2 separate regions of the Homo sapiens genome follow, and region 2 is linked to region 1. Evidence: read pairs that join two places in POLR2A ChIA-PET (ENCODE). Cell type or tissue: Panc1. All regions are shown on one strand. Each heading gives the region's core, and the rest is flanking DNA. Links, peaks and the distances in the headings are about the cores only. Region 1 overlaps LCMT1 (leucine carboxyl methyltransferase 1). Region 2 overlaps ARHGAP17 (Rho GTPase activating protein 17).

Region 1 (2,500 bases), core at 1-2,500:
TTAAGGAAAGTTGATTCCTTTCCTTACTTAGCCAAATAATTCCCTCATCCCCTAAATACTTAGCAGATAAAAGTTAACAGGTCTGGGTGACTGCACAAGAGGGAAAATAAAGGGGCAGTTCCAAGATGATGTCAAATTTTTTTTTTTTTTTTTGAGACGGAGTCTCTCTCTGTCGCCCAGGCCGGAATGCAGTAGCACGATCCCAGTACTCTGCAACCTCTACTTCCCCAGTTCAAGCGATTCTCCCATCTCAGCCTCCCAATAGCTGAGATTACAGGCGCACACCACCACGCCCAGCTAATTTTTGTATTTTTAGTAGAGATGGGGTTTCACCATGTTGGCCAGGTTGGTCTCAAACTTCTGACCTCAGGTGATCCACCCATCTCGGCTCCGAAAGTGCTGGGATTACAGGTGTGAGCCACCGCACCAGGCCTTAACTTGTGAACTGAATAAACCATGGCACCATTCACTGAGTTTCAGGTTGGGAATGGCAGGGAGAACACGAGGAGCTGATATGAAGCAGTTTTGGAAATAGTGAACTGGAGGTAATACTGGGACATCCAAGTGGAGATGTCCAGCCGGCGGCCTATCAGGCTAGAGTGAGCAGATCATGAAAAGGTACAGTATATATGTCACACAACAAAGTGCAGATGTTTACCTTGCAGCTGATGGGGAATCAAAAGGTTTTTAGGTGAGTGACAGAATAAGATTTGCGATCCTGACAATCACCCTGGCCAGCAGGTAAGAGTGCACTGCAACAGATCAGGTGAGTCAGGAGAGCCAAGCAAGGGCTATGGTTGTGGAAAAGAGAGGAAGATGTCCCTTGTGTCACCAACCCTTCTCCCACACAGCTGCTAGGAATTTTTCTAAAACACAAACCAAGATCATATCAGTTCTGCACTCAAAATCCCTTAGGATAAAACCCATACTCCTTGGGACCTTCCACGATTCACTGCCTGAGCAGCTTTCTAAATTCTAACCTGCTACCCACTCCCTACTCTCTGTCAAGTTCACCTAATACACCACTCTACTCCAGTCTCCATGCCTCTGCTCCTGCTACTGTCTTCTGCCTGGCAAACCCCAGTTTCTGGTTTATCTCTTTTTTTTGTTTTCTGAGACAGGATCTCATTTTGTCACTCAGGCTGCAGTGCAGTGGCACAATCTCAGCTCACTGCAGCCTCGACCTCCTGGGCTCAAGTGATCTCCCACACCAGCCCCAAAGTAGATGGGACTACTGGCATGCACCGCGACACTGGTTAATTTTTTGTATTTTTTTTTTTTTTTTTTGTGGAGAGGAGGTTTCTCCATGTTGCCCAGGCTGGTCTTGAACTCCTGAGCTCAAGTGATCCGCTTGGCTTCTCCAAGTGCTAGGATTACCAGTTTATCTCTTTAACACCTCCTCCACTGTGGAAAAGAGAAGAGTGGCACTGACCTCCAGGACCTGGTCTGGTGCTGTGGGCCAGGCCCTAATGTTGTTGGAAGCTGGCTGGCACCCATAGGAAGGCCATGTTGTTCTCCTGTTGGACATAAACAATCGCGCAGACCACCCACACAAGGGCACTCTGCACCACTGATGACAGGAGATGAAACGAGACCACCTCATCATTTTGTCTAAGCAGAGAAAAAAGCAAGGTCACTGTGCCACCCACGGAATACCAGACATCTCTTTCTCCCAGCTGATAGAAGTGACTGTGGCTTCTTTACATGTTACAGCTTTAGCCTTACTCCAGCCAAATCTCCTTCTAGAAAAGACAGAGCTACTGGATAGAATTTTCCCACCTGCTTTCAGTACTCAACACAGAGAAAATCCCTTGACCCTCCCCCAAATCACCCAGCCAAAGCCCATATCCTAAAGGTCTAACACTCTCTTACTGATGTGCCCCACAGCTCCTCATAGTGTGAGTCTTCCCTCCTTGCAACAAGTAATAAACCCAGCTTGTTTAACTACAGGTGTGTTTCTGGTGGTCTTTATTGGAGGAATTCACAACTGTAAAAGTGAAAAAGGATGATTACATTTCTTGGGGGAAGGCTGGGCGTGGTGGCTCATGCCTGTAATCCCAGCACTTTGAGGGGCTGAGGCAGGTGGATCACCTGAGGTCAGGCATTCGAGACCAGCCTGACCAACATGGTGAAACCCCTTCTCTACTAAAAATACAAAAATTAGCCGGGTGTGGTGGCAGGCACCTGTAGTCCCAGCTACTCGGGAGGCTGAAGTGGGAGAATTGCTTGAACCCGGGAGGGAGAGGTTGCAGTGAACCAACATCGCGCCACTGCACTCCAGCCTGGGCAACAACAGCCAAACTCCCTCTCAAAACAAAACAAACAAAGTTTCTGGGGGAGGTTAAGGGAGTTTCATTCTAAGGGTTCCCATTTTCCATGTTGAGCAATAGCTGATATTATCTTGAGAATGAAAAAGGAGTGGGGTAAATCAGAAGTCTGAAGAAAGGGGAAAATGTCTGAATTAAGTATCCGGAGAAAGGGAGAGTGAGTTGATCTGAGA
Region 2 (16,843 bases), core at 7,197-9,696, 130 kb after region 1:
TTTCTGTTCTGCTTTCCGAGTTGTGGGTGGCAAAGGAGATGTGCATGCATAAGATGTTCTCATTACTAAGAGTGCTTCTGATGATAACAAAAGACCAATATCCTGTTGGAGCAATGTCCAGATATGATGAAATGCTAGATTTGCCTGGTAACGCTGAAGAAATTTTTTTATGAATGCTCCATCCCCAGAAGACTCTCGCTCCTGCCATTTGATCAGTTGATTTTATAATATGAGCATTGGTAAATTCTTAGGAATACAACTATCATAATAACATGTTATGGCACAACAAATTTAACTGTTACTCCACTGGTAGGTTCCTGAAATTATTGATGATAGGAAGATTCTTCAGTGCAGAGAGGGATTTAAGACGTTATGGGAGACATTTTAGTTAAGATGGTTGACTGAAGACATATTTATTTCCCTCCCCCCCCAAAAAAATAAAATTCACTGAAATGTTGGGAATTTTTTTTAAGTCTTAGAAGTTAAAAACCATTGTGCTGAAATCCCTGGTGTACTTATGAAGAAGTAGGTGGCTTGCACCTGTAGTCCCAGATACTGGAGAGGTTGAGGCGGGAGGATTGCTTGAGCCCAAGAGTTTGAAGTGAACCTGGACCACATAGCAAAGCCCTTGGTCTCTTAAAAAAAAGAGAAGAAAAAGTTGGTCTATAGAGAAGTAAAGTGAGTGCAGTTTTATTTGTTGGTTCATTGTCCAAGCCTGGTTTTCCTTTGTTTAAATGCATGTAACAGCCTTTCTGAAGATTTTTTTTTTTACATTTGCTGCCTGGTACTCATTTGAAGGCCCAGAGTCCGGCAGAGTTCCTTTCCGTGTTTTCCGCAGTCCTTCAGTTTGGTTCGCACACCTGATGGCCTAGAATTGGGCTGGCCCTTGGCTCTCCTGCCCACCCTGGTGGTGGATTGCCGCTGGCTCCTACTCAGTACAAGGCCCAGATACTGAAAACTTTCATTTAGTCACTTATGTATTCAGCAAATAAGTTTGCTCACAATCTTCAGCAGATCCCGTGTACCTGAGCTTAAATGGGGTGGGGTTCTCCCCCAGCCATGTCACCTGCCTCTGCTCCTCCCTGCTCTCTCTTCCCTCTCTTCTCCCTGACCTGGGTGCTCTTGTACTATCCAGCCTCTGGGTTTCCAACTCATCCAGTAGGTCTCAGAAGCCATCACCAGTTTCAGGATATCTTTCTGATATCCCAGGTCTGCATTCAGGCCCCTCCTGTCATGTCTGTAACCCGCAACAATTTAATGTGCTTCTCTGTGCCTAGGTTTCTAAATCTCTAAAATGGGTATGACATGGTTTGGCTGTGTCCCCACTCAAATCTCATCTTGAATTGTAGTTCCCATAATCCCCACGTGTCGTGGAAGGGATCCCATGGGAGGTAATTTAATTATCGGGCCATTACCCTTATGCTGTTCTAGTAATACTGAGTGAGTTCTCATGAGATCTCATGGTTTTATAAGTGACTTTTCCCCCTTTTGCTCGGCATTTCTCCTTGCTGATGCCATTTGAAGAAGGACGTGTTTGCTTCCCCTTCCACCATGATTGTAAGTTTCCTGAGGCCTCCCCAGCCCTGCGGAACTGAGTCAATTAAATCTCTTTCCTTTGTAAATTACAGAGACGTGGGTATGTCTTTATTAGCAATGTGAGAACAGACTAATACAGGTTATAATAGTGGTATCAGTCTCATGGTTGTCTTGAGGATTAGGTGGGTTAATACAAGTAAAGTGTGTATTAGGTGGTTAAGAACAGGGTCCCTGAAGTAATATTGCCGAGATTCAGAGCCTAGGTGGGAAACCCTGGGCAATCGCTTAAGTTCCCTGGGTGCATCAGTTTCTTCCTCTGTAACACGGGGGTAATAATACTTATCCCGTAGAGTTCAGTTCTTGCAAAGCACCTGGAACAGTGCTGAGCATGTGATATGAGCTCAATAAATGTGGGCTGTGGTGATAGTGACAACTCCCAGGGACCCTGCACTTCCCTGTTGGAACCGTCCTTGCACTGGAGTATAATGGCTTATTTTCCTTGATAGTCCTTGAGCTCTGGCAGAGCAGGGGCCCTATCTTACTCATGATGGCTCATGGAAGGGAACCCGAAAATATTTGTTCAGTGACTAACCAAATGAAAAGTTAGTGCAAAGTATGCATGACACCAGCCTGTGGTTGAATTTGTTGATGGGCTGTGTAGCTCCACTCAGTTAAGGCTTACTTATCCTGAATAGCTTTTTTGACAAAACACCTCATTAAAAAGCAATCAGATTTCTGTTTTAAGGTATTTACAGTGTCCTTTCATCCATCAGGCACTCCTTTCTTTGACCTTAGAAAAGGGCAAGTGGAGATTTAGGGTGTTCCCCACCCAGAATCTACCATCATCCCTCAAAAACTGCCTCGCCCTGACTTTCCAGGTGACTATTTTTTCTTCATTTTGTGCACCACGCTAAGCATGGAACTTCCTGGGCCACATCTGTGACGTGTGTTTATTGTAGAATTCCAGAGGAGCCACCATTATTCAGATTTTCAGCACTAGATGCCTGTTTAAACCGTGCAACATTTGTCATTTTTGGAGTTACAGTCCTACGTTTGCAAAGCCCAGTTTGGAAGGTTTCAAAATGTTCCCTCCTTTGCTATTTTGTTCTAGTCTCTTAAAAGTCCTGTGAGAATGTTGATGCAAATATAAATAAAGTAAGGGGCAGAAAGGTTAAGGGATGTATTTTTAGATGCTATGGTTAGTTTGTGGCGGAGTTAGGGTCAGAACATAGCTTGCAAATTTAAGAGAAATTTAACTTTGGTCCATGGCCTCGAAGGTACTCTTTCTGAAGGTTCAAAGACTGGTTCACATTGTGTAATTCACTTAATGGGTGTCTGCCTGCACACCCACGAAACAGGGATAATAAAAATTGCCCTGTATGGGTACATGTTTTTGCCCGTTACTTTTTTTTTTTTTTTTTGAGACAGAGTCTCACTCTATTGCCCATGCTGGAGTGCAGTGGTGCAATCTCAGCTCACTGCAACCTTCGCCTCCTGGGTTCAAGTGATTCTCCTCCCTCAGCCTCCTGAGTAGCTGAGATTACAGGTGCCTACCACCATGCCCAGCTAATTTTTTTTTGTATTTTAGTAGAAATGGGGTTTCACCATGTTGGTCAGGCTGGTTTTGAACACCTGACCTTAGGTGATCCGCCCACCTCGGCCTCCCAAAGTGCTGGGATTACAGGCGTGAGCCACCATGCCCGGCTGCCCATTACTTTTAATGGGAAAAGCCACAATTACTTTTGCACCAACCTATTATAATGAAATAATATAGGTAAAAGTGCTTTCATAACAGAAAATAATGTATAAATGCAAAATATTACTATTAATTTTTTTTTAAATTTTAGTATTGGAAATTTGGTGTTAAGAAACTCTTTTGGCTGGGCACAGTGGCTCATGCCTACAATGCCAGCACGTTAAGATTTTAGACCTTGTCTCCAAAAAAAGGATTTTAACTGAGGCAGGAGGATCACTTGCGGCGAGGAGTTTGAAACCAGTGTGGACAACATAGCGAGAACCTGTCTGTACAAAAAAATACAAAAATTAGATGAGTGTGGTGGTGTATGCCTGTAGTCTCAGCTACTTGGGAGGCTGAGACAGGAGGATTGCTGAGCCCAGGAGTTGGAGGCTAAAATAAGTTACGATCGCACCATTGCTTTCCACAGTCTGGGTGACAGACCCCATCTCTAAAAAATAAATAAACGGTAACAGAAACTTTTTTGATTACATGTTATGATCCACCAATTCCAGTTTCTATGTTTGATTACTTTCTTGAACAGGAGTACTGTATTTATGAATTTTTCTTGTACTTTTTTCAAGTTGGTAGTTTATAGTCAGATTCTACTGTACTCTTTCTGTTAAAATAGCTATGTGTTGGGCCAGGCACGGTGGCTCACGCCTGTAATCCCAACACTTTGGGAGGCCGAGGTGGGCGGATCATGAGGTCAGGAGATCGAGACCATCCTGGCCAACATGGTGAAACCCCATCTCTACTAAAAATACAAAAATTAGCCGGTCATGGTGGCGTGCGCCTGTAGTCCCAGCTACTCGGGAGGCTGAGGCACAAGAATCTCTTGAACCTGGGAGGTGGAGGTTGCAGTGAGTCAAGATTGTGCCACTGCACTCCAGCCTGGTGACAGAGCAAGACTCTGTCTCCAAAAAAAAGAAAAAGAAAAAGAAAAAATAGCTATGTGTCATTGGCCAGGATGACTATTTGGGCTCTGGGTCTGTGTTCTTGTCTCTCGTCTAGATATCCACAGAGGGCTCCAGGAGTTCCTACTTCCATCCTGCTATTCTACTTTTCATTCTGAAACTCAAACCTGTTGCCATTCCATTACTGAAAAACCATCAGTGGCTCCCTGTTGCCCCCGAGTTCCATGGCAGGCAAAGCCTTTCTCTGCAGCCACATCTCCACCTCCTGTTCTGTACCCTACTATGTACACACTCCTCCCCAAACCTTTTCTCCCCATGCCTGACTTATCTGAGGTCCACTTGGACTGTTTCCCTGCTTTCCTGGCCACACAGTTAATCACTCTTCTATCTGTGCCCCCAAAGTGTTTTCATTAAGGATGAGACCTTTTTTTCTCATGAGCTCCTCAAGGGTGGGGACTGTATCATTTCTGTCTCCTTTTTTCTTTCTCAGTTCCTGACATTTAGTGGGAACTCCGTAAATACCGTCTGAATGAACAAATATCTAAAATCTGAGGCTCTTGAAGTAAGTCCATCCTCGGATGGATGGTTTATACTTGGAGACTTGCTTTTGCTTCTCTGTGAATGCATGCTCAGCTGAGATCTGCTGGTGCAGGTGTTTCTATAGCTTCCTTAGCAGTGGTGGGAAGCCCAGCAGCTTAAGATGTTAGCTTCTGATGCAGGGTTTACTAACTCTCCACGTACTCTGTCCCTGAGTTTCTGTTTATTGTTTGCCTGTGATTCTCTTTGGTGCCATCCCACACGGTGTTGTCACAACCAACCCTTTGTTTTAATTGAACGTCCTGCGCTACTCCTGCTCTAACTCTGACTAGCTTTTTGTTTTTGTGTGGTCCAGGCTCGACTGTGACTTCTTCCAGAGAGAAGCTAGAACAGCTTGATAAATTTGGAAAGGTCATTCTTAGATAAGACTTGGGATTTATCTGAAGGTTGTTATTATTTGTTGTAATTCTCAGAACAGCTAACACTCCATGAACCCTCACTAGGTGCCACGAAACACGTTAAATGAAGTACATGAGATGGTGTTCCTAAACAACCACTATGGTGGTGGTATCATTATTATAATTTTATGGTTATAATTATTCCTATTTCACAGTGGAGGAAATGTTTCTTAGTAAGGTGCACATGTGAACGTCTAGCCTTGGGTTTCAAAGTCTGGTATGTTTGACTCCAGAGCCCTAACTCTTAGTTCTGACTGTATCCTACATTCTTATCCTTTGCTGAGAGTGAAACTTAGAATTGGGTATCACTCTGTTTTTTACAACTGAGTTTACTCTGTCTGTGAAGGCCGCAGCGTAAAGCCAGTTGTGAATCATGCACATCAGCTCCTTCTGAAATGTGTTTATGGCCTAGGACACAGGGACCCTGGAGACTATGGTGCTGCAGTGCATTATGGCTGCTACCCTTCTAGTCTGTCCTGCTGCTCGTTCTGCCACCTGCCAGCTGTTGCTACCTGAACCTTCTCCTTGCAGCAGTTCTCAGTGTTCTCTTTGCTTGGGAATTGCCTGGGGAGCTAAAAAAAAAAAAAAAAAGCCAAGCCCCACCTCCAGAGGTTCTAATTCATTTGTTTTAGGTTGGGGTCCAGGCATCAGTATTATTATTTTTGACAACCTTATGAGGGGTGTGTGTGTATTTGTGTTTTTGTGGGGGACATGGTCTCACTCTGTTGCCCAGGCTGGAGTGCAGTGGTGTGATCTTGGCTCACTGCAGTCTCCACTTCCCAGGCTCAAATGACCCTCCTACCTAAGCTTCCTAAGTAGCTGGACTACAAGTGCTCACCACCATGCCCAGCTAATTGTTTTAATTTTTTTTTTTTTTGAGACAAGATCTTGCTTTGATGCCCAGACTGGAGTGCAGTGGCACGATCGTGGCTCACTGAAGTCTTGACCTCCTGGGCTCAAACAATCCTCCCACTTCAACCTTCTGAGTAGCTGGGACTACAGGTGTGCACCACCATGCCTGGCTAAGTTTTTTATTTTTTGTATAGATGGAGGTGTCCCTGTCTTGCCCAGGCTGGTCTTGAACTCCTGGACTCAGGTGATTCTCCCACTTTGGCCTCCCAGAGTGCCGGGATTACAGGCATGAGCCACTGTGCCCAACCTATGAGATATATTTTATAGATCATAAAATTTACCCATTTTCCCCTTTTATCTTTAGTTGGCTGCAATGTTTGTACATATTTATGGGATATAGAGTGATATTCTGATATGTTTACAATGTGTAATGATCAAATCAGCATAATTATCGTATCCATCACCTTGAACGTTTGTGCCTGTATTGTGAACATTCAAAATCCTCTTCTAGATTTTTGAAAATACACACTAAGTTATTGTTAGTCATATTCACCCTACAGTGCTATAGAATACTAGAACTTATTCCTCCCATCTAGCTATAATTATTTATCCCTATCCATTAACCTCTCCCTATCTCTCCTCCACCCTATGCTTCCCAGCCTCTAATAACCACAATTCTACTCTCTACTTTTATGACGTTATTTTTTTTGGCTCCCACATATGAATGAGAACATGTGGTATATATCTTTCTGTGTCTGACATATTTCAAAAAATGTCTCATTTTAAGTGTAGAACTCAATGATTTGTAGTAAATTTACAGAGTTGTGTAACCATCACCACAACCCAATTGTAGAACATTTTTGTCACCCCAAATGAGAGCCTTCATACTTCTTTACAGTTAATCCCCATTCCCCCCACCCCCAAAGCCAACCACTCATCTACTTTCTGCCTCTATAGATTCCCGTTTTCTGGCCATTTCATATAAGTGGCATCACCTGTATTATTTTCAGAGCCTCCAGGACTGTCATGTGTAGCTCTGGTTAAGAACCACTGTTACCTCCTAGATCTTTTTCCACTAGTTTTTATTTTTACTATTTTTCTGAGTGGCTCAGAAAACTCAATAGGCCCCTGCCAGGGCTGTCTCTTAGATAATCTGTGAGCTAAATGAGTCCTTGTAAGTTGGACTGAGAACTTAACATTTACAACCTGTTTTTATGGGGATGAGCTTGTCAAAGTCCAAATGTGCTGACCTAGTTTGGAAGGGAGCCTGCACAACCTGTCTTCAGACGCTGTGCACCTCCCCAGCAGCCATCAGTCACAGCACTGAGTCAGAGCCCAGGTGTGGAGGGAGCCCCTGACATTGTGTGGCCTGGCCTTGGGCACTTTTGCTTTAGACTTTTTGTGTGGCTTTTCAGCTCCTCCTAGCCTCTGGCTGCCTCACCAGAGCAGTAAACTGGACTCCTCCTGAGCTCCTTTCCCTTAGGCAGTAGCTCTATGTGGATGTACTGTCTGCATTGCAATATTTTGCAAAATATTTCTCACATATTTTTGCCTGCTTAAATGAGTTTTAAAATCTCAAACTCAGCTGCCTCCAGGTCCAAGCAGGTACCATGAGTGACTGGAGCAGGCTGGGGAATAAGGCACTTGGAATGCCTGAGAGGCCGTTGAGGTGGTTGGTGGCAGAAGGGAGATTTCTTTCAGATTTTGCTATAAGCAAGAATCGGTGGTGGAGCTTTGAGACAGGCCACGTGGTTAGAGCAGGGATAGCAAATAGATTCCATTTCATGTGCCAGAGGGGAAAAAGCCAACTGACCGAACAAAACGCTGCGTGGGTAAGCTTACATGTGCAGGAAAACGATAAACCTCAATTCAATTTAGGGTAAAATGTAACTGTTCATCTTAGTCACTGGAATTCAAATAATATTATCAAGATTAAGTTAAGATTGAGAAGGCTTTTATTGTCATTTAAAGTAAAAATTAAATGTTATAACCCTGTCCTAGAGAAGCTGTAAATACATGGGCAAAATACCATCATTTGGGGAAATAATGCAGAGTATAGAACTATTAGATCTATTTTTCCCACGTCATTGCCAAAATATTTTCTGTTGAATCATTTCCCCCCGTTAAGTATCCTTTTTCTTTTCAGTGTTAGGCATGGGAACAATTTTTTCCCAATAACATCCCTTTAGAGTTCTGTAAACTCTCTTACGGCTTTTAAACTGCTTTGTGGCAGGTATAACAAATTGCTTCATTTTTAAAGTTTCAGAGAGTCGTTTATTTTAAAAATCCAATTAAGTAGATTTTAGATTCCTTCCCAGAAATCTAAGACGACAGCTAATCTAATGAGATAAAACAGTAAAAACTCATTCAGTAGTCCTCCAGCTCACTATGAAATCAAACTATTGCATCCAAACTGGGCTCAGAGGCTCAGGTGGATTTTGTAAACACTTGTAACGGGAGGTGACAGTGTTGCACAAAATCAGATTCCCAGCAGAATGAAATCCACTGCCTAGCCCTGGGTGGGCTCTGTAATTTCACTGTGAATACAAATCATGTTGCATGCAGTAATGTTTATGTTGTTACCCTACATACAATATTCAGATCCTTGGTAGATTAGTCACAGTCTGTCTTATTTCTCAAAAATGCGTCAGATATTTCCTGGTAACTAGCATTGAAAATGAGCTCATTAAAAATTCTCTCCATGCTTCATTTTTTCATTTTAATTGACGTATCAGTCAGTGTGCAAGTGTAAAAGCCAGCAGAACAGTGATCTCTCATGTGAAATTGTAAACCAAAAACCAACAGCCCTGTGAGCCCAGAGGCAGTGGGAGCCATTGATGTTTGATGCTAGTGTTGGCGCCTCGGCCACATATTTGCCATCCTTGGGTTGGGGGTGCTCTTGGTGGTAGAAAGATGAGCCCCTGCTCTCAAGGCCCCAGAATGGCTGAAAGGATTGAAAAGGAGCAATTTGGCAAAAGTCTTGAAAAGCCAGCGTCTCTCAACCTCTGAAATGCAAGTTGGGAAAACGTAGAAATCCCCCTTCTGAGTAAGAAGAATTTGGATTTGGGAAGTGATTAAAAAGGATTGAAGTTTCATGGGAAAATGGACTTCACTTGTACATAGATCAGGGGTCAGCAAACTCTGGTCTGTGGGCTAAATGCGGCTGCTGCAGGCTCAGAATGGTTTTGGCATTTTTAAATACTTGAAAACATTAAAAGAGGAACAGTAGTTCATGACGTACGATAATTAGGCAAAATTCACATTTCAGTGTCCATAAATAAAGGTTTATTGGGGCACAGCCAGGTCCGTTCATTTATACAATGTCTGTGGCAGCTTTTGTGCTGCAGTGGCAAGCTGAGTCATTACATAGAGACAGTATGGTCTGCAAGCCTGAAATGTTTATTGTTGCTGAACTCTTGGGTAGAGAACTGTGTTTATTTAGGTCTTGTCCCGAAATATGTTTATCAGTAGAGACCAGAAAGCAAACAGTGATTAAAATACTTCAGTGTTTTTGAGGAGGTGAGTGGATGGAGGTGCGTAGGTGCAGGAGGGACATAACTTCTGATTTCTTCCTGTCACCAGTGTCACCAGCACTGGGCTGTGCCTCCGCATTTGGACTGAATTATCAGAGGCAGCCACCCCTGTTCATTTTGGCAGCTGCTGCTTGCCTATGAGGCAGAATGTCGAGGAAGAGAAAATACACCTCCAGCCCAGCCTCACCCATCCTCAAAGTGATTCTAAAAAGTTAGCTATCAAGGTTTGCACCACATCCTGCAAGAGTTACTAATAGAGACCTGGGGTTGGCCAGCATTTTCTGTAAATGGCTGGATAACAAATATTTTGAGCTCTGCAGGTCATACGGTGATGTCTTTCGCAACAACTCAGTTCTGCTGTTGAAGCTCAAAAGCAGCCATAGATAGCACACAAATGCATGAGCCTGGCTGTGTTCCAGTGAAACTTCTGTAATACACTGAAATGTGAATTTCATAAAATTTTCATGTGTTACCAAATATTATTATTTTGTTTTTTTCCAATCATTTTAAAATAACCATTCTTCTGAGCTTTCTGAACATAAAAAATGGGCGGTGAGCTAGATTGAGCCTGCGGGTATAGTTTGCTGACCCCTGGTTTAGATAAACTAAGTGTAGGCCTTGCTAGTCAGGCCCTCTGGGTTTGAATCCCACAATCCCACTTATTAGTGCTGGGGTCCTAGGCAAGTTACCTTTCAAGACCTCACTTTCCTTATAGGTAAAATGGGGGAAATAGTGGTTCCTACCCAATAGGGTTGATGTGAGAATTAGAGTAGATGTAAGTGCCAGCCCAGTGTCTGGGGCATAGAAAGCACCCAGCAAATATGGCTGCTACTGTTGGCTATTATGAAGGCTCAAGTAGATCCCTACAGCCTTGGAGGAACCGTTTGTGATGTGGAGGTTTGACGGTCTTCAACTGTCTTCAGTCCACAGTTCAATTAGATTGAATATGAGGCTGGAGGGTTTGGTGGTGCTGCCTTGCTTTCGTGCAGTTAAGTAGAACATGGTATATCCACAGAATAGGTTAATGTACAGGCATAAAAAGGGAGGTGGTGGAGTTGTACATCTGTATTCTGACGTGTAAAAATGCCCCTCGTGTCTCTATCTACCTGTGTGCATCTGTGTGTGTGTGTATGGGTGTGCATGTATGTGTGTGTACGTATGTGTGTGTATGTGTGTCCTTTGAAATCAGCACTTCTCAGCCTTGGCACTGTTGACATTTGGACCTGAAGTAGGCAGAATAATGCTCTGCCCTCCCGAAACATGTCCAGATCCCCATCTCCAGAATCTCTGAATGTCTTAGATTACATGGCAGAGGGGGACTAAGTTTGGAGATGGGATTAAAATTTCTAATCAGTGGAAAGGGAGATTAGCCTGGACTAGCCAGGTGGGCCCAGTGTAATCACAGAGGTCCTTAGCAGTGGAAGAGGGAGGTCGCAGAGTCAGAGGAAGAGGTGACTGTGGCAGAGAGGCCCAGAGTGAACCATACTGGCTTTGACAGTGCAGGAGGAGGCCAAGGAATGCGGTAGACTCAAGAAGCTGGAAAGGGCGAGGAAGCAGATGCTCCCCTTGCATGTCCAGGAAGGCATTCAGCCCTGCTGCCACCTTGATCGTAGTCCAGGGAGACCTGGTTGGAAGTGCTGAACTCAAGAAGTGTGATATAATATACTTGTGTTGTTCAAGCCACTGAGTTTGTGGTGATTTGTTACAGCAGCAATAGGAAACAAATCCAGGGCTGGATCATTCCTTGTTCATAATTCTTTATATTATTTAGTGTGTGTGTGTGTGTGTGGGGTTGCATTTAGGATAGTCAGTAGCATCCTGGCCTCTAGCCTACAGAGACCAGTAGCATCTCCCATCATGACAACCACAAATGTCCCCAGACATTGCCAAATGTCCTCTGGGGACACAGTTGCCTCCAGTTGAGAAGCACTAGTTTAAATTTAGAAAACAAATTGGGAAGGATATATAACAAATTCGTAACAGTACCCTTTGGGATATGGGATTGGAGGAATGGCTTTCACTCCTCTTTTAACATAAAATTTTTAAAACTGGATTTTGCCTCCCCCTACAGACATTTTTTTTTTATTTTCAACTGTGGTTTTTTTTCCCATTTTATAAAAAGATTAACCTTGAAAGGTAATATCACATTTCAATTTTAGTCATTATGGATTTTACTGTGGAAGGCAGTTCTATACACCTATGGCTGCTTTTCAACCTAGTTTTATTGGATTTTGTTTGACATTGTGAATGTCCTTTTTCCCAAAGATGTGATAGACATCCATTCATTCATTCAGTGTGTATTTCTTTTTTTTTTTTGAGACGGAGTCTTGCTCTGTCGCCCAGGCTGGAGTGCAGTGGCGCAATTTCAATCTCAGCTCACTGCAAACTCCGCCTCCCGGGATCACACCATTCTCCTGCCTCAGCCTCCCGAGTAGCTGGGACTACAGGTGCCTGCCACTGCCTGGCTAATTTTTTTTTTGTATTTTTAGTAGAGACGGGGTTTCACCGTGGTCTCGATCTCCTGACCTCGTGATCCGCCTGCCTTGGCTTCCCAAACTGCTGGGATTACAGGCGTGAGCCACTGCGCCCGGCCTCAGTATGTATTTAAGTGGCAGGAAGGTGCTGAGCTTGCCGCTGGGGAGGAGTGATGACTTTAGAGCTCTCTCTCTGCCCTCATGGAACCTGCTGTCTAGCAGGGAGGAGGACGGTAGTGCTCATTGTTTGGAAGACCACAGCCTGCATTGATCGCGGGGACTTGAGCATTCGTGTCCATGGTTTGGGAGTCCCTGGCTCCCATAGTACATGTTTTATGAAGGAAACTACCAGAAATCCATGATTAGAGATGGAAAATATCAGACCAATTGGAAATTTTCCTTTGACTCTCACCTGGTCTGAGCATCTTCTGTCTTTTTGGTACAGTGAACTACTCCAGATTGAAAACATTTCTGTTTTCTCCTTGCCTGGCAAGTGAGCTCAGTGAAACATCCTATTAGCCACACTGCAGGGTTGGACATTGCCACACCAGGTCAAGGGAAAGTGGCACTATGAAGGCCTGGGCAGCACTGCTGCTTTGAGAATTACGAGGAGAAAATCTGTGCTTTACCAAAAAGTAAATTAAAGATCCTGCCTGGTATCAGCCTTGCTTGAGTGACTAGTAAAATTGCAGAATAGCTTCATAGGAAAAAACAAACCCCAGAGTAAAATGGCGAGTGGGAAGTTCCTTCCTGATTCGTATTGTTTTTCCAGTTGCAGACAGGAAACATTCAAGTGTGTTTTCAAGCCCAGAACGTTGGACACAAAGAAGGCTCTGACAAAGCAGAAAAAACCCATATACAAAAAGTTTAGGAACATGGAGCAAAATGTCTGATTCAAAACAATCTAGGCTGGGCGCAGTGGCTCACGCCTAGCACTTTGGGAGTTGGAGGCGGGAGGATGGCTTGAGCTCAGGAGTTTGAGACCAGCCTGGGCAATGTAGTGAGAATCCATCTCTATAAAAAAAATTTTAAAAATTACCTGGGCATGATGGTGCGCATCTCTCGTCCCAGCTACTTGGAAGGCTGAGGTGGGAGGATAGCTTGAACCTAGGAGTTCAAGGCTGCTGTGAGCTGTGATCAGGCCACTGCACTCAGCATGGGAGGTAGAGCAAAACCTTGTCTTAAAAAAAAAAAAATCTGGCCGCGTACGGTGGCTCATGCCTATAATCCCAGCACTCTGGGAGACCAAGGCAGCCAGATCGCTTGAGCTCAGGAATTTGAGACCAGCCTGGCCAACATGGTGAAACCCTGTCTCTACTAAAAATAGAAAAATTAGCTGAGCGTGGTGGTGTATGCCTGTAGTCTCAGCTACCTGGTAGGCTGAGGTGGGAGTATCACTAGAGCCCAAGAAGCAGAGATTGCAGTGATCTGAGATTGTGGCACTGCACTCCAGCCTGGGTGACAGAACGAGACCCTGTCTCAAAAAAAAAAAAAAAAAAAAAAAAAATATATATATATATATATATATATATATATATGATTTATCAAGTATTATTTTTTATGATTGGATCACTTTGTCTACTGTTTTTTTTTTGTCTATAGATGTCTTGACGAATTCAGTCTCTTGCCCCCTGCCTTGCTTTAATAAATTACAAAAACTCAACCAAAGATAACACTTCTCAGAAAAAACCAGCACATTTCTGTGGCCTACGTACATGGCCTATTGAATGGCCTATTGAATGGGCACCTTGGCCGATAGTGGAATAATTGCTGGACTTTCCATATCTCTGGTAAAGGTGAACACTGCAAAACAGTTCACGATAGGAAGCACCAAGGCTTGGACCAGTCACAGTGATGAGGGAGATCAGGTCATTTGGACCACATTATTGGAATAGATGGAGACAGTACCAAGGCCTGAAAATTAAGATGGAGAGTCCACAGGCCAGCAAAGAATCTTTGTGTGAGGGAGCCATTCCAGTTTGTGTATTATACTCCATAGTCATGATTTGTCACTTAAAAGTAATTCTTCCCAATTATAGATCACTTTTAATCTCTAGTTGGGTTTGGATTTTTTTCTACACATTTTTTTTTTGTTTTTTTGAGACAGAGTCTTGCTCTGTTGCCTAGTCTGGAGTGCAGTGGCACGATCTTGGCTCACTGCAACCTCCGCCTCCCAGGTTCAAGCAATTCTCGTGCCTCAACCTCCCAGGTAGCTGGGACTACAGGTGTGTGGCACCACATCTGGCTAATTTTTGTATTTTTAGTAGAGATGAGGTTTTGCCATGTTGACCAGGCTGGTCTTGAACTTCTGACCTCAAGTGATCCACCCACCTTGGCTTCCCAAAGTGCTGGGATTATAGGCGTGAGCCACCACCCCCAACCTCTAAAATTGATTTAAAAAAAAAAAATCTAAGCCTGCAAATCTAAAATTGATTTTATTAATGTAATATATATATAGCCTCCACAAACACAGGAAACAAAGGGGAAATTTCTTTTTAAACAGTACATTAACATTTTCATATAATATATTCAATATAGTTTTCAGCCTCCAGACCTTTTCATGTAAAGTACCTCTAAAGCAGAGGGTCCAGTTAATTTGAAAAAAATGGCTGGAAATACACTGATTTTCTTTACATTTTAGATACTCTGAGGTATGTTTTCTGTTGTGCATTTGTAGAGCTTGACATTGGACCAATTCTTTAAGTTAGGCACACTTCACCCCTGGCCATATCAATCAAGCATGCTACTTAAAAGTGTAAGTAACATGCTATTTTTAAAAAACCTCAAAACTGTGATTCATGTAGTTTAAAAAGTCAAATAATATAGTAAAAGACTTACCACAAAATACGGTGGGTTCACTCCCTACTCTCTGAGATTTCCCAACTCCAGAAGCAACTACTTTGAAATATTAACAGTTTATTGTGACATTTATTCATATTCATAATTATAAGTAATATGTGTAAACTATCGTTTGGGTTATCAAATTAGTTACTGTCTGTTGACTTTCTGTTCTGATAAATGAGGGTTTAGGGCCCTTTCCCTCTGCTTCTGCTCCCCCCATCCTTTCAATACAGTTATAATTTTTCATTGTATTACTATTTGATATTTATATTATGTCCAATCAATTATTTGCAGCTGAGCATACTAGTTACTATGACTATCTTTATGTTTCCAGTGGACTTTTTGTTTTTCCTGAAGTTAATACTTGCCTCGTTTTTATGTTTGCTTTATTTTCTTTGTGGCTGTTGCAGCACTGTGCTCATAACTGTTTAACAACTGCCAAGCTCCTATTTGAATTGTTTGCAGTTGTTTATGTTTTTGATTTCAAGTACCAGTGTGAGGTTACTGAGCAAGGAGTTGGGAGAAGATGCACATGGTTGGTTGGTCTGAGTTGGCTCTAGCATACCTCTGAGCTATTACTAACTTTCCCACATCTGCTTATAGCCCACATTGGGATTGTAGAGCAAGTTCTTCTCTTCTTCTGTTATTTTTTAAAAAATAATTTGCTCTGAAAAAGGACATATTTGTTCTGATTCTCAGGTTGAATCTCTTTTTTTGAACTTGTGAAAATTTTAATAGGCCTTGAGACTTCTCTGTGTATACTCGTACTTACAGAAGGAAGTCATTTTAGAGTTGAGGTGGATTCTGTGAGAGGTATACAGGGCCCTGTCCAGATTTGGGGGTTTTGGCTAGGGAAGAAAGGCAAAAGTTACCCATTCCCTGGTGGCATTTTGCTAAAGGAGGGATGAGGCATTGGCGAGAGGAATGGGGGCGTCTAATGGTGAAACTATGACGATCTCATGCCAGGTGTGTTCTTGCTAGGCTGACTGTCAGGTTTCTTTTTGAGTCTGGTTCTTTGACCTCATGGTCAGCTGGGGCCCTGCTTCCCTTCCCTAACTGGTATGACTACCTGTGTTTGGCTCTTCAGCAATGCCTGGCACCTTGCTTGCCAAGCAAGGTCTAGGGTAGCATATGTTGGCCTGTTGCTGGTGGAACCTTTTCATAGAGTTGAAAATTGGCTGCCTCTGGAAGCTGGGGCCTTGGCTTTGTCTCTAGGCCCTGATCCTCTGGCCCTGGGAAGTATTTGAGTCAGGTCAGCATTCCAGTTTCCTGCAGAAACTGGTGAGTGAGCCACCCTGTAGGCATCTCCAGGTTGACTGGGACAGTGCCATGATGACAAGTGTTAGAATCCCCCATGGCAATGCCCTGTTCTGGCTAACGTGCCATTGCCTTAAGTGTAGACTGGAGGAGCTGTGCGCTTCTTTCCCTTGCCCACAGTTGGCACTACTCTGAGCTTAGCAGCATTTCGAGGTCATTCTAGGGGTCTCATTTACTTTCTGGCCCAAGAGCTTTTCCTGCTCTTGCATTGGTTCCCGGCCAAGATCATACAATCCCTGTTCTGAATTTCCGGTTCATTGACAGCCTTCCCCTGACTCCCTTCACTGTTCAGAGCTGAAACATACTTTTTCTTTCTCTTTTAAAAATTTCCTTCACGCCAGGCGCGGTGGCTCACGCATGTAATCCCAGCACTTTGGGAGGCCAAGGTGGGCGGATTACTTGAGGTCAGGAGTTCGGGACCAGCCTGGCCAACATGGCAAAACCCTGTCTCTTCTAAAAATACAAAAATTAGCTGGGCGAAGTGGCACGTGCCTATAATTCCAGCTACTCGGGAGGCTAAGGCACGAGAATCGCTTGAATCCGGGAGGTGGAGGTTGCAGTGAGCTGAGATCACACCACTGCAGTCCAGTCTGGGCAACAGAATGAGACTCTGTCTCAAATAATAATAATAATAATAATAAAA

What was found. Peaks named below come from ENCODE experiments on the same cell type or tissue, not always from the same donor. Only the 100,000 strongest peaks of a DNase experiment are listed, where the experiment ranks them.
Region 2: POLR2A ChIA-PET joins it to region 1 with 10 read pairs; 8 of 35 experiments call an interaction of 5 or more read pairs at or near these places.

The regions. Positions count from the first base shown.
Region 1 is chr16:25,115,505-25,118,004 of GRCh38, reverse strand. The region is part of intron 1 of LCMT1 (leucine carboxyl methyltransferase 1); the gene reads right to left. Among named protein-coding and RNA genes, the nearest start is that of LCMT1, 5.0 kb to the right of the region's middle. In Panc1, for the core only: no CTCF peak of the experiment used is centred there; no DNase peak of the experiment used is centred there.
Region 2 is chr16:24,979,703-24,996,545 of GRCh38, reverse strand. The region is part of intron 1 of ARHGAP17 (Rho GTPase activating protein 17); the gene reads left to right. Among named protein-coding and RNA genes, the nearest start is that of ARHGAP17, 27 kb to the left of the region's middle. RefSeq lists an enhancer at 7,495-8,098. In Panc1, for the core only: no CTCF peak of the experiment used is centred there; DNase peaks (open chromatin) are centred at 8,649, 9,416 and 9,640; H3K4me3 peaks cover 2,500 bases; H3K27ac peaks cover 2,500 bases.